Linked DNA regions of Homo sapiens: all the other regions are linked to region 3. The links are chromatin contacts, found by Hi-C or POLR2A ChIA-PET in ENCODE. All regions are on one chromosome and are shown on one strand. Each heading gives the region's core, a stretch centred on a gene start or an enhancer-like site at or near the end of the contact. The rest is flanking DNA. Distances are from core to core; before and after follow the strand shown.

Region 1 (4,347 bases), core at 379-2,878, 750 kb before region 3:
CCAGTTCCGCCCAAACTGATCCTCTAATGCAGGTACACAGAAGCTGGGGGAAGTCATTTCGGTGTGAAGAGAAAAGCACTCTAAAGTGCTACCCAATGTTTACTAAGCAGAGGACATGCCTACTACACATTCTTCTGCTTTGCCCAGAAATGCAAACTAAAAAGAACCCTTTGTATAGGTAATCAGACCCACAACCACAGTATGATACCCAGACCAATTCTGAAAAGAACAAGCGTCCTTCAAGGGTCAAATAAGCATTAGTAGCTCCATTCTAGCCAACCAAAGAAAGATAAGGCTAACCATTTTAAAGGTGTTTTTTTAACACTGAGCCATTTCCAACAGATTTGCCTGGCTGCTCTGGGGAGTCAGGCCTCCCTCAGCTCAGGTGAAGCCTCTACCCTTTCCCCTCTCTCTAAATTCTTCTCACTTTTTACCGGGAAGAGCAGCACATCTCAATACATGCAACTGTGCAGCAGCGCATCACTCTGTCACACTGAATCAAGGGGAGTGAACTCAAGGCAGTGAGTAGCTCATGTGCACAATGAAAGTTTTAAAAATTATTAGGCAGTCTATCCTTAATCCCAACTGCTGATAAAAGGAGATATATATCAAAGTCTGTTTTCCTAACCTGCGGAGAATTCAAGTGAGCTGTTTCCGCTCCAGGTCGAAGTCTGGTGACACTCATCAACCCTCAGCAGAGAGCATCCAGGGAATTCAGGACCTTGGTTTTATCGCTAAGGGTGTAGCCACTAGTGCTATTAACAGCAGCACTCTGGGTCCTCACAGAGAGGGCCCCCCTCCTTTACCAGGATCTCCCAACTCTGCAGAGAAAAGCTGGGAATAGGGTCCAGGGCTAAGGCTATTCCCCAGATTTAAAGGAAGCTGTACACGATTTTAAAGCCTCACCTTACCTCAGCTAACAGAGAGGCAGGGGGCGGAGGGCGGAGGACCCACCAACCCAGGGGAATTGTAAGGAGACAAAGATGACCCCAAACGCACAAGCGCGCGCGCACTGAAGCCCGGACTGCAAAGCACATTCCATCAACCTTTCACTGTAATCGGCTTACTGTGGGGTTTATCCCCTCACCCCATCCCTCTCCAGAAAGTTTAAGGCTGTTCGCACCGACTTTGAAAGGTCCATTGTTCCCTTCCCCGTAAACGTAATGAAAAGAGAGAGTGGAGAGAAAGAAATCAAGACACCGTTCCCGAGGACCCTTTCTTAAGAAGAGAGGACTGACTCCTGGGGAGTCGGGTCAGTCCCAATCCAGAGATGAAACCGGGAAAGGAGGCGCACGGGGGAAGGGCGGGAGGACGTTTTCCTTTTCGGCAGAAATGCCCAACGCCGGAGCCGGCCAGGCCGCCGGGAGCAGAAAAGGTGGGCGAGACCCGGGTCTGCGTCCCCGCAGTGGCCCCCGAGGGCAGCAAACGAGGTGGAGCGGGGTGGGGGGGCGGGTGACCGAGTCGCTTCTTACCTTCCCCTACCCCGCTTAGCGTCCGTTAACTCAGGTGCCTACACAGCGGTCCAGGGAGACGGAGAGGAGTCCCTGGCGTCCTCGGGTCCAGATCTCCTCTCCATGGCCAGGAAGCCACTCGATTGCCGGCGCCCGCAGCTGCCGCTCGTACTCAACTGGCAGCCGCAGCCTCTGCCTGGAGGTGAAATACTCTCCTCCCGAGAGTGACGCGCACTTCCCTCCGCCTCCGCCTCCTCCTCCTCCTCCTCCTCCTGCCCCGAGCCTCGGGGGCAGGGGCCTCGGCTCGCTCTCTCCCGGAGCCGCCGCTCGGCTTTCTCCGTTCCTTCCCCTCCGGGAGAAAGAGGAGGAGAATCGTGGCCCGGGCGGCGCGGGCCTGAGCGTCCCCGCGACAACAGGGGAGGAGGCGGCGGCGCGGGGCAGAGTGGGGTCCCAGGAGTCGCTCTTGTCCCTGGTCGGCGGGCGCCGCGGCTTGCTAGGGTCGCGCTCAGCCTCCGCCGGCCAGACAAGCAGCCCGGCTCGGCTGGGCCGGGAACTGTGGATTGGGCGGGCGGGCGGGCGGGCGGTGGAGAGCGAGGGAGGCGGAGGGAGAGGAGGAGCCTGCCATCAGAGGAGGCGGTGGCCCCGCCCGGCCCCTCCCGCCGGCCCCGCTCCCCGCGAGCTGCGAAAGCGGAGGCTCAGCGCCACTCGCTGCCGCGCGCTGGAACAGCGCCCGAGCGCACTGCCGGCGGGGCAGAGCCCCAGCCAGCGCCCCCCGCTGCGGCTGCAGGCTCCTACCCTTCCTGGGCGCGCACACCCGCCTGGCCGAACCGGAGCCTGTGCCTCCAGCACCCCCAGATAAGGCTGGTACTGCGCCTGTCACTCCCTGGCTGAGCCTGACACTGCGCCCCCAAAGTCCCCTGGCTGAGCGTGACTGCACCCCATCAACCCTCGGCTGCGTCAGACTTTGAGCCCCATCACCCGTAAAGAGATTTCCACACTCCCACAAATGTTCTGAGCGTCCAGTCACAGCCCCTACCTGGCCAGGCGCGAGCGCCAGGTTCTCAGCGCTGTCAGAAGAACCAGCCTGCTCTGGGACACAGGGCAGCTCTTCTGGTCCCTTGGAGCAACCCCAGCATCCCGCTCGCAGGCCGGAATAAATATACTTAGGTCTTCCCACGCCCCCTACCTGCGCCACTCTGGAGTGGCGGCCGCTTGCAGAGGTGGCGCCGAAAGCCACGCCCCGGCCCACCCCAGTGCCAAAACGCCGCTCTGAGGACACCGGCACCGGCCCTGAAGCAGCCCTGCCGCCGCCACCCTGCCCCCTCGCTGGAGCTGCTCTCACAGCCTTGGCTCTGGGTGAGGGCGCGGCCCGGGCTGGATCACTCAGACGCACGAGGTCCCGAGCTAGTGACAGCTGCAGGACTGCCAAATCCGGGCCGTCGTCATCCTCGATTTAATTGGAATTGGAAGTTTTCCCTCCAGGAAACTCTTTCAGTGAATAATATACAAGGTAGGATAGTTTAGTTTTCAGGGTTGTTCATTCCTCCTCCCTCAACAAACTCAGTCCTGTAACCGCGACACACCCGGCAGTGAAGGGGAATCCCCTATTTCAAGGGTATTAGTTCAGGACTTTGTATAAGAAATTACTGTTTCCAAATCTTGGCTGATGATAAGAATCCCCTGGGGCACTTAGAAAAAATTGGATTGCCAGACGTCGCGCAATCTACTGAATCAGAGGTATCGGGAATATGTAAGTTTGGGAAACAGGGCTAGAATGCATCCTCTAATTAATTAAAGCCTTGGAAAGATGCCTCCAAAACAGCAGCGCGAGCTAGTGCTGAGATCTTACAGAAACTTCACCCAGCTGCCTTTGAGAGCCGCTGTCCCTTCTGGGATAGGCAGGGAGGAAAGGTTTTTAAAATAAGGAACATAGTTTTGAATAACAAGATGGAAGGGACAAAAGACTGTTTTCATGGTCCAAAGGTGTTTTGGATTGTGCTTAATAAAGATAGAAACTGTGTCACCCGTGTGCTAGGCTGAAAAATGTTCCCTCCCCAGAGATAACAGGTTCTAAGTCCTGGAACTTGTGCATATTACCTTACATAGACAGAAGCAGGGCCTTCGCATATGTGATTCAATTAAGGGTCTTCTTGAGTTGGGGAGATTATTCTGGATGATCAAGATGGGTCCTAACTGCAGTCACATGTACTTTTATAAGGGGAAAGGGGGTGGTTAGCACACACAGAGGAGGGCTGGCCACTGTGGAGGCAGAGATTGAAGCGATGCCTCCACAAGGCAAGGAATGCCAGCACAGAGGCAAGGATTCTCCCCTAGAAACTCTGAAGTGAGCAAGATCCTGCTGACACCTTGATTTTGGCCCAGTGAAACTGAGCGCAGTCTCCTGCTTCCAGAAGTGTGAAAGAATAAACTTCAGTTGTAAGCTACACTGAGTTTGGGTGATATGTTGCAGCATAGGAGGCCTGTGCTGGGCCAACTTTATATTACAAATATCCATTTTTTGAATCCTTATTAAGTGCCAGGCACTTTGCTTGGAGTTAGGATATGTTATGGGATATGTTGTCTAATTAAATCCTCCCACTAATTATTATTTCCGTTTTAAAGATGGGACAGTAGGACTTGAAAATTTAAAGGGTCTTCCCAAGGCCACACAGTAAGAACCTCTTGGAATCAAGTCTGCAAACCACTCAAATGTTAAAAATAGCAATTAGGCCAGGCGCGGTGGCTCACGCCTGTAATCCCAGCACTTTGGGAGGCTAAGGAAGGTGGATCACAAGATCAGAAGATAGAGACCATCCTGGCTAACATGGTGAAACCCCATCTCTACTAAAAAAAAACACACAAAAAATTAGCCAGGTGTGGTGGCAGGCGCCTGTAG
Region 2 (4,680 bases), core at 2,128-4,627, 610 kb before region 3:
GGTGCCCGTAATCCCAGCTACTCAGGAGGCTGAGGCAGAAGAATCACTTGAACCCGGGAAGCAGAGGTTGCAGTGAGCCGAGATCGCGCCATTGCACGCCAGCCTGGGCAACAAGAGCAAAACTCCGTCTCAAAAAAAAAAAAAAAAAAAAAGGCCACAAACTCACCTTCCCTCTCTCCAACTCACAAGGCTGGATTCGACAGGCAAATGGGGCAATGTATGTGAGAAATTTTAAAGAGTAGGAAGGGTAGGGGGAATTTTCAGAATTAAGAGCAAAACTTTGGATAAATCAGAAGTAAAATCTACCAGTAAATAAACCAACCAATAAAATATACTCTATTTTCTTGTCATCACTGCTTCTAAAGATCTTAACACCAATCTTAATACGGAAGAAATTTTAATTCTTAAATGATGGCATAGGGAGAGTCATTCTCCTTATCTTTATGCTAACTGTTCATCAAATGATTGAAATTCATAATATCAAAACAAAGTAAGAGCACTGCATTAAAAAGTATTCTCATTTAACTTATATCAATGTCACATAACCAGAGTAACTGTTGCTTACATGGTTCTCACTCCCCTTTTTATAAAGTGAGCAGGTGGCACATTTTATCAGCCCTATATTACAGATGGAGAAAACTGACTCAGATGTGGGATAGCGTGCCTGGAGTTGTAGACCAATTCAGTGTCAAACTTGGAACAGACACTAATTGCTTAATTCTTCTGTGTTCATTAAGCTACTAAAAACATTATTTTTTCATGATGTTTTTTGGTGATTTTGTTTGTCCCAGGAAACAGAAAATTCTTTGTCAGCAGTCATTTCATAAACATTTCAAAATGGGCAAAGATACTCAAGGAAACAAGCTACTCATCAACTAGAATACTGCACACTAAGGGACAAAATTAAAACTGCCTAGCCTGCTAAAAATCTAATCCTGTCCTTGCCAATTAACCTTATTAACACTAGAGTAGGAGAAAAGAGAGGTCAAAATATAGGTGAAGGTGCCATTCATTTCCTTCTGGATTTCAAATGATATGACAATTACTGCACAACAGAGATTTTTACCTCTGCTGTTCCTTAAGTAACACGACCCCTATTCTCCAAATAAAAACTTACCAACAAGTTGAGCAGTCTCAAATTAGAATACTAGCAATCATGACAATTTTCAAAATACTGGCTATCATTAGATGTCACCCAACTGAAATTCATGCTATAAACATATGTAGAGAAACTCTTTACGGAAAAAAGTTCATTTTAATGTAAATTTCCCTGTTAATCTAAACAGATTAACGTTATTACAACATGTATCTGGCTTTCTACTCCGACTCATTAGGTATTATAGTTTCATATGTTGGCACAAGATCTCCAAAGATTTATTAGAGGCATAAAAAAATTCCAAATGAATCATCTATAGATCAAGCATCATATATCACAAAAAGTATTAAACAGGAACACATTTCATAAACAGCGAAATTTAAAGGTCACCCTCTGTATTCCGTTATTCATCCTTTTGCTTACCAAATCTACTTCACACTGACTTAAAGCATCATTTACAAAAAATTCTCTTCTGGCATTGGCAGAGATCTCACCAAAGATCAAAGATCTGAACTTTTTTTTTTTTTAAACAAAAACCCCAGGTTAAATACACTCTTTCCTTCACGAGAGCCCCCACACAGTACAATCTAATTTGACATAACTTTGTTTCGGGGTTAAAAAAAATCCCAAACAAAACCTTTAAATTTTCCAATTCAAAAACGATTCCTGATAAGCCTACCTTAGAGTTCGAAAACAAATAAGATTAAAGCCCAACCATCTAAAGAAAAAGAACCCTACGACAGCCCCACCGGAATACACAAATCGCCAAGCCCCGTGCAGATTCAATCTAAAATCGCGCCCGACAGAGATATAAGGACATTCAGGAGAAAGCTTTTAGGCACCCGCGAATCTCTCAGTGCGCCAGTGAGGGGAATGGGAACCTGACCCCATCTTTTCATCCACTGAGAGAAAAGCAAAGGAAATGAAATGGAACCCTTCTCTTCACCGAGGAGGACCAAAGACCTTCTTAGAGTGTCGGTCGGTCCTCCCTCCCCCACCCCCTGACTCCGGCCGCTCCACGGACCGCAGGGACTGTCCTACCGCTCCCCTTCACGCAACCATCAGAGAATCCTCTCAAAAACACAGACCCGATGAGGAGTGGCTTCCCCGCCTTTCCCCTGTGCCGAGAAGGGATCCCGGTCGCCAACAACAAAGACGCTTCCCGCTCCCCTCCCCCCGCCGGCCCGGGCTCGTCCCTCCCGCGCTGCGGCTCCCGGCCTAGCGCCCCCTCCCCGAGCCGGGCTGCGGCGTCCCCAAACCCCGAGGCCGCACGCACCTGCACCTGAGCGGCCCGGGCCGAAGCGCCGGGCAGAAGGGGTCGAGAGAGAACCGCAGCCGACGCGCTGTCCTCCACAAGGCGAGATCCGCGCTCCGGGCGCCGTCCGACTCTCTCCGCCTGCAGACTGGCCCGACAGAGGAGCGGGGACCAGGGCTACAGCCCCCGGCGCCGGGGCGAAGAAGGACGGCGGCGCCCCAGGGGCCCCGCTCACGCTCCCGAGTCTCGCCTCGCGCCGGCCCTGCTCCTCCACAAGAGCTCGCGTTCTGCTGACTAACGGCCCCGGTGCGGGGCGCTGGAGCGGCCGCCGCTGCCCGTCGGTTGCTCTCGGGCCTCACGTCCCGCGCGGCCGTGGTCGCAGCCGCCGCCGCCACCGCCTCCCTTTCTGGCACTGCAGACGCCACCCAGACCTAGCCAGGTCTTCCTTCTCTTTAATCCTGCTTTCTTTGCTCCTCCTCAGCCTGCCAAGCGCGAGGCTCGTTCCGGTAGCGGGAGGAAGACTGGAGGGGAACGGAGGGGACGAGCACAATCCCCACTGAGCCAGGAGTTGGCCACTGACTGGAGGAAGGTGCCAAAGCTGACCCCGGCTCCAGCCTACTAGCGGGCGGGGGGAGAGACGGAGCCCAGCCTTGCCTCACTTCCACCAATCAGAGGCCGCCCGGCAGGGTGGGAGGCGCTCTGAGCTCAAGGAGAGGCTGAGCTCGCTCAGCAGGAGGCGGGGATTGCGGAAAAGAAGAACCAATAGGAACAAAGGTTCCCCGCCCCTTTGATTTGATGGACTACACATTCGGGCCAATGGGGGAATTCTCATTTCGAAGAAAGTGGGACTTGTTCTCCGGGTTTGAGAAAGAGGCTGCGCGGAGCCGGAGGGGTCGAGGCTGCGCCGCGTGGAGTGGCTTGGCTTAACAGCAGGGAGGGCAGAGCGATGCTCTTTGACCTCCCAGAAGAGTCACGTGGGCTGACCCAGAGCCGGGGCGGAAAGGCTGCGTTTGTTTCTTCCGGGTCATTGACAGAAGCGTCAATTCCTGGGAGTAGTTCGTTGGTTTTCTTTCCCCTCATCCTTTTGCCTGCTCCCGGCGAGGGGTGGCTTTGATTTCGGCGATGAGCTCCCAGAAAGGCAACGTGGCTCGTTCCAGACCTCAGAAGCACCAGAATACGTTTAGCTTCAAAAATGACAAGTTCGATAAAAGTGTGCAGACCAAGGTAGGAACCTGCCTGTTGCACCGTCTTTGACTCCAGGAAGGAATGGCTCACTGGAGAGGGGAGAGAGGAAATGAGAGGAGTCGGCTGGGGCGAGTGTGGACCGCAGCCCAGAGTTAGTCTTGGCTGCAGTGCAACTCTTTCTAAAATGTTATTCTCACGCCCTTTCTTTGACCTGGACATGTTGTCTCCTGGTAAATATTTGATGGTCAGCACACTTAACTAATTGCACAGAGTGAACAGGACCCTAATGAAATCTAAGGTGCAGATGGGGCAGTTACGTCGTTCAGCGTTCCCATCTGGATCACATTAGCAGAGGGAAACGAGGATTGTGGCATGAGTGGCTTTTTCAAATTTTACACCAAGTTTATGCAGCTACGATTTTTTTTTCCAAAAACCCCAAGCCCATAGAGGAAATGTGAATGATTAAGCTGTCTTAGGCTGTCCTCACTAGTATTGTGTGAAATTTCTGTTTTGTAACAATTGTTTTGAAGATAAAAATATTTGGTTAATGTAAAAATACTTGTTTTGCTGTTTATCTTTAGCAGGACTTCTGTAAAGTCCTGCTAAAAAATTCAGACTGTCTAGATAGCCAGAGGACTTGGGTTGTATATAAGTACTAATTTGCAGGCCGGGCGCCGTGGCTCAAAGTGCTGTAATCCCAGCACTTTGGGAGGCCGAAGCGGGTGGATCACCTGAGGTCAGGAGTTCGAGAACGACCTGGTCAACATGGCGAAACTCCATCTGTACTAAAAATACAAAAATTAGCCGGGCGTGGTGGCGGGCGCTTGTAATCTCAGCACTTTGGGAGGCCGAGGTGGTGGGCGGATCACCTGAGGTCAGAAGTTCGAGAACGACCTGGCCAACATGGCGAAACTCCCAATCTGCTAAAAATACAAAAATTAGCCGACGTGGTGACGGGTGCCGGTAATCCCAGCTACTCGGGAGGCTGAGGCAGGGGAATCGCTTGAACCCTGGAGGCGGTGGTTGCAGTGAGCTGAGATCACATCACTGCACTCCTGGGCGACAGAGCAAGACTCCGTCTCAAAAAACAAAAACAAAAAACTACTAATTTGCTCTTTGCTGTGAATCTCTCTCCCTGTCTCCA
Region 3 (4,716 bases), core at 328-2,827:
TTCAATCAAGTCCCAGTTTCCTCCTCTTTTATTGCATTCTTTCGTGAAGAAAGCTTAAAGAAATGAATTCTTGTCCTTGGAAATGAGGGAGGACTATACTATGCTTTCTCTAGAAGGCACTACTGTGTGTTTGAGCATGTTTTTCAAATAATTAGTAGGTGTGAGTGGTTCTGCCAATAGACATACTACATTTATTTTCAGTGATCACTTGAAAAACACACCTATAAGCTTATAATTGCTGACATTAACAAACAACAGGTATGAAGATGCTGTTCACAAAAAGTGCATGTAGTTCCATGTGTTTTATTTAGTCTGTTTGAAATGAAGTTTAGCATATCTATAGCACACAGCATGAAACATGTCAGTCATTTTGAATTTAACATTGTGCATAATGTATTCATAAGAATTATATTTATTTATTAGCATTTATCTTCAAATCAAAGGTTAAAAGTTTCAAGATGCACAAAAATGGTTAACTTTCTGTGAGAAGTCTGAGAAATCACTGAAGACATGAAAATGACAGGCTGGAGGAAGAAGTAAAGAACCTAGAAGGCCAAAATGGAATTCTAAGATAACATGAATATAGAACATAGAAAAGAGAAAGGATTGATTGAAAAAAGGAAAGGGGAAAAAAAAGGAATTATTAAATGGAAACATTAGATTCAAGTAAACCCAAAACAATCATCAAAGTAGATGTTAACAGCATTTTGAGTACATGTTGTGAGTATGAGAAGTGCAATTCTAAATGTTAGGCCCTTATGTTTTAACATATCAGCAAATACAATATTTTGTTTCTAATTTAACAAATTTTTAAGACTTATGTTAGTTGTGACATATTTCCAATAAATAATTATGTTTCCCAAGGACACTGGGTACAATAAAGTGGGTCTGACAATTAACTTACCTTTGAAACCTGAGCCCTTCATTAGTTACAGGAATAGACTGGAACATGATTTTTCCTCTCCTGCTTGGAGAACCCACAAGTTGTGTTTTCTTTATGAATATTGGAAATTCTTTCTTTTAGCCAAATGAAGGGTGTGCATTTCTTCGGCCAGGAGTTACCAGGCTGATAATCCTGATGCAGCGGTTCTCAAAGTCTCCTCAGAAGGCCCGCAGTAGCACCAGCAGCACCAAAGGACTTGTTGGAAACACCAGTTTTCTAGGCCGGGCACAGTGGCTCATGCCTGTAATCCCAGCACTTTCGGAGGCCGAACTCCTGAGGTCAGGAGTTTTGAGACCAGCCTGGCCAACATGGCAAAACCCCGCCTCTACTAAAAATACAAAAATTAGCCGGGTGTAGTGGCGGGCACCTGAAATCACAGTTACTTGGGAGGCTGAGGCAGGAGAATCACTTGAACCTGGGAGGCAGAAGTTGCAGTGAGACAAGATCACACCATTGCACTCCAGCCTGGGCGACAAGAGCAAAACCTCTGATTAGAAAAAAAAAAACAAACAGGCGCCGTGGCTCACGCCTATAACCCCAGCACTTCAGGAGGTTGAGGTGGGCGGATCACCTGAGGTCAGGAGTTCAAGATCAGCCTGGCCAATAGAGTGAAACCCCGCCTCTACAAAAACATGATGGCGCGCGACTGTTTCCCATCTACTCAGAGGCTGAGGCGGGAGAATCGCTTGAACCCGGAAGGCGGAGGTTGCAGTGAGCTGAAATCACGCCATTGCGCTCCAGCCTGGGTGACAGAGCAAGACTCCGTCACAAAAAAAAAAAGAAAAAAGAAACACCAGTTTTCTGATTTCACCGAAGACCTACTGCCTCAGAAACTATGAGGGCAGAACCCAGCAATCTGTGCTTTCTTTCACAAGCCCTCCAGGAGTTGCTGAAATTTAGGAATCATTGCCCCAAAAAGTGGCCCTCATAATGATGCCAGGTAAGGAAAGACAACATTATTACCTATGTGTGGTGTGTTAACATTCTTTATGAAACATGTGTGAAGACCTAAATCGAAGACTTTCTCCATGAGATATTCCCTAATCACATTAGTGAAATAAAACTATATTTCCTCTACTTTTCTACTGCTACAGAAATCTCCCCCAGTTAGGATAGTCCCAGTTTCCTATTTATCTTTGTTTTTCTTGCAGTGCACAGCATGTCACCCAGTAATTGATAAGTTTTTTTTTTTTTGAGACGGAGTCTTGCTCTGTCTCCCAGGCTGGAGTGCAGTGGCGCGATCTCGGCTCCCCAAGTAGCTGGGACTACAGGCGCCCGCCATCACGCCCGGCTAATTTTTTGTATTTTTAGTAGAGACGGGGTTTCGCCGTGTTAGCCAGGATGGTCTCGATTTCCTGACCTCGTGATCCGCCCGCCTCAGCCTCCCAAAGTGCTGGGATTACAGGCGTGAGCCACCGCACCTGGCCTAATTGATATGTTTAAATGTTAAAATTAAATGCAATGATTTCCTAAAATAAACAAATGTGGGACAATTTATTGCACTCTGTTCAAATTCCCATTTTGAAGTGGAATTCAAACAAACATGACAGTAAAGGGGGACAGTGAGCACAGGGACAAGAGAAAAGGAGAAAGGGAAGAAATACAGAGAACTAGATAGGAGGAAGTGTCAAAGACTGATGGGTGTAAGCCACCTTTACCTCTGGATATTGGTTTTCCTTTGAATTGTGGTATGTGGTCATATTGCTTATTAGTTATAACATACAGCTGTCAGAAGAGTTTTTCAATTAAAATTTCAAATGTAATATTAAAACTGTTTGGATTCCTTCCTACTGGGCACTGGACACTGTCTGTGGAGCTGCTGGAACAGCGCTGAATAGGGTCATATTTTAAAGGAACTCAGCCTAGTGCAGTTTCTCAACCTTAGCACTATTGGCCTTTGGGGCCTGATAATCCTTTTTTGTGAGGGGCTGTCCTGTGCACTGTAGGATGTTTAGCAGCATCCTTGGCTTCTACTCAGTAGATGACAGTATCAACCCCCTTCCCCAGAAGTGACAATTAAAAATGTCTCCAGACTTTTCCAAATGTCCCCTGAGGAGCAAAATTGTCTCCAGTTGAAAACCACTGGGTTAGTGGGAGAAACAGATAAGACAGAAGTTCTCCATACACCATGATAATGCCATGATGCCATAGGGCTGGCAGGAGTGAAGGGAAGAGCATCTCACAAAGACTCGGGGGGATGCAGGGAGGAGGAAAAATTAGGAAATGAAGTGGGCTGAGTTGCAGTTAGCCTGTGGGGAAAATGAAGGAGAAGGGATAAGGAAGAAGAGGAGGAAGGAGGGAGGAAGAGTGAGGAGTAATAGGGAATTATAGTTGACCTTGAACAACTTGGGGTTTAGGGATGCCGACCCTTGCGTAGTCAAAAATCTGAGCTTAACTTTTGACTACCCTCACACTTTCCTAACAGCCTACTGTTGACCAGATGCTTTACCAATAACATAAACAGTTTATTAACACATATTTTGTATGTTTTATGTATTATACACTGTATTCTTACAATAAGGTAAGCTAGAGAAAAGAAAATGCTATTAAGAAAATTGTAAGGAAGAAAAAATATATTTACTGTTCATTAAGGGGAAGTAGATCATCATAAAGCTCTTCATCCTTGTCATCTTCAAGTTGAATAGGCTGAAGGAGGAGGGGGAGAGAGAAGAGACTGGCCTTGCTGTCTTAGGGGTGGCAGGGATGGTAGAGGTGCAGGAGGTGGAAGGGGAGGCAGGAAAGGCAGGCACACTCGGGGTAGCTTTCGTTGAAAGAAATCTTCATATGAGTGGACCCATGCAGTTCAAACCTGACTTGTTCAGAGTCAACTGTACTTGTTCCAGGCTAAGAACAGAGAATAAAAAAAAAATGTATAGAGGCCTGAAACAGCATATTATATTAAAAGAACTCAAAGCCGGTAAATGCTTTGCTACTGAAGCATAAAGTGAGAAAGGGGCATCATGGGCTCTGAAATTGCAGCCACAAGTCTACAGAACACATTTTTCATAGCCCAAGGTCAGTCTTCTATTACCCTTTGCAGTGAGGTTATCATCATCCATTTTCACTCGTCAGTGCTGGGGAGCCCATTAAATACTTGCCACTATACTTGGTCCCAACAGTTAATAGACTGTAGCATCTTTTATTTCTTCACCTAGCCTGAAATCAGTTGAGCTTTTGCAGAATCTTAGATATGTCGTTTTTTTCTTCAGGTTTAGAATGGGGCACTTAAAAAGATGCATAGTACTTGAAAATAGAGAAAGAAAATAGCATGTAGAAATTTGTGCCTTTATTCTGCCCAAACGTCTCAAAAAGGAAAAAAATAATTTTAAGGGTAAATATTGTCATCAATTTATCTGAGCTCTTTTGACTTCCTTTGAGCCTGAAAAACAGGATCAGTGTCTTTTTAGTATTTACCATAGTGCCTGATATGTAGAAGGTGTTTGACCAATGTTTATTAGATAAATGTTCACTTTTATTACTAGTAATATTAACCACATTTTAATAGAGACTAATAATACATGATAAACTTCTCAAGGATGCGATCTCATTTGATCACTATAACAACCCAATGAGGTAAGCGAGGAATAGTTGTTAACTCTAATACATGTTATATCTTATCCTTGACCCAGTATTACCCCAGTCATGCCTTCCTTTCCCTGCAATGAAAGAAAACCGATAAACACAAAATGTTGTATCCCATATAAGCATTCATTCTTATGGTAGATAAGTAAATGGAAAAGATAGGTATGCATTCTCAATTTTTTTAAGTCCTA

What was found. A loop is a pair of places that touch in the nucleus more often than their neighbours do. ChIA-PET counts read pairs that join two places held with the same protein, here RNA polymerase II (POLR2A). Pooled maps may share reads with other maps.
Region 1: a map of CD4-positive, alpha-beta T cell shows a loop between it and region 3 (3-fold over the local background). The contact joins the promoter of CEMIP2 here to the promoter of TMC1 in region 3. A Hi-C loop is called at or near these places in 3 of 168 maps with a recorded cell type or tissue (CD4-positive, alpha-beta T cell and naive thymus-derived CD4-positive, alpha-beta T cell) and 10 of 50 pooled maps. POLR2A ChIA-PET finds 5 or more read pairs at or near these places in 1 of 52 experiments (RWPE1).
Region 2: a loop to region 3 is called in a map of CD4-positive, alpha-beta memory T cell, with 4 times the contacts of the local background. The contact joins the promoter of C9orf85 here to the promoter of TMC1 in region 3. A Hi-C loop is called at or near these places in 3 of 168 maps with a recorded cell type or tissue (CD4-positive, alpha-beta T cell, CD4-positive, alpha-beta memory T cell and naive thymus-derived CD4-positive, alpha-beta T cell), 2 of 37 single-sample maps with no recorded cell type and 12 of 50 pooled maps. POLR2A ChIA-PET finds 5 or more read pairs at or near these places in 2 of 52 experiments (AG04450 and activated naive CD8-positive, alpha-beta T cell).

Annotation. Positions count from the first base shown.
Region 1 is chr9:71,766,885-71,771,231 of GRCh38, forward strand. CEMIP2 (cell migration inducing hyaluronidase 2) reads right to left here and starts at 1,629. Exons shown (of 24, transcript NM_013390.3): 1 at 1,473-1,629. RefSeq lists enhancers at 1,287-1,968, 1,969-2,650 and a silencer at 1,724-2,393.
Region 2 is chr9:71,908,262-71,912,941 of GRCh38, forward strand. It overlaps C9orf85 (chromosome 9 open reading frame 85), which reads left to right and starts at 3,378. Exons shown (of 4, transcript NM_182505.5): 1 at 3,378-3,575. The coding sequence starts at 3,474. ABHD17B (abhydrolase domain containing 17B, depalmitoylase) reads right to left here and starts at 2,932. Exons shown (of 4, transcript NM_001025780.3): 1 at 2,373-2,932. RefSeq lists a silencer at 2,456-2,695 and enhancers at 3,146-3,455, 3,526-3,575, 3,586-3,645.
Region 3 is chr9:72,520,031-72,524,746 of GRCh38, forward strand. It overlaps TMC1 (transmembrane channel like 1), which reads left to right and starts at 1,578. Exons shown (of 24, transcript NM_138691.3): 1 at 1,578-1,883. LOC101927234 (a long non-coding RNA gene) reads right to left here. Exons shown (of 3, transcript XR_001746721.3): 3 at 3,388-3,787.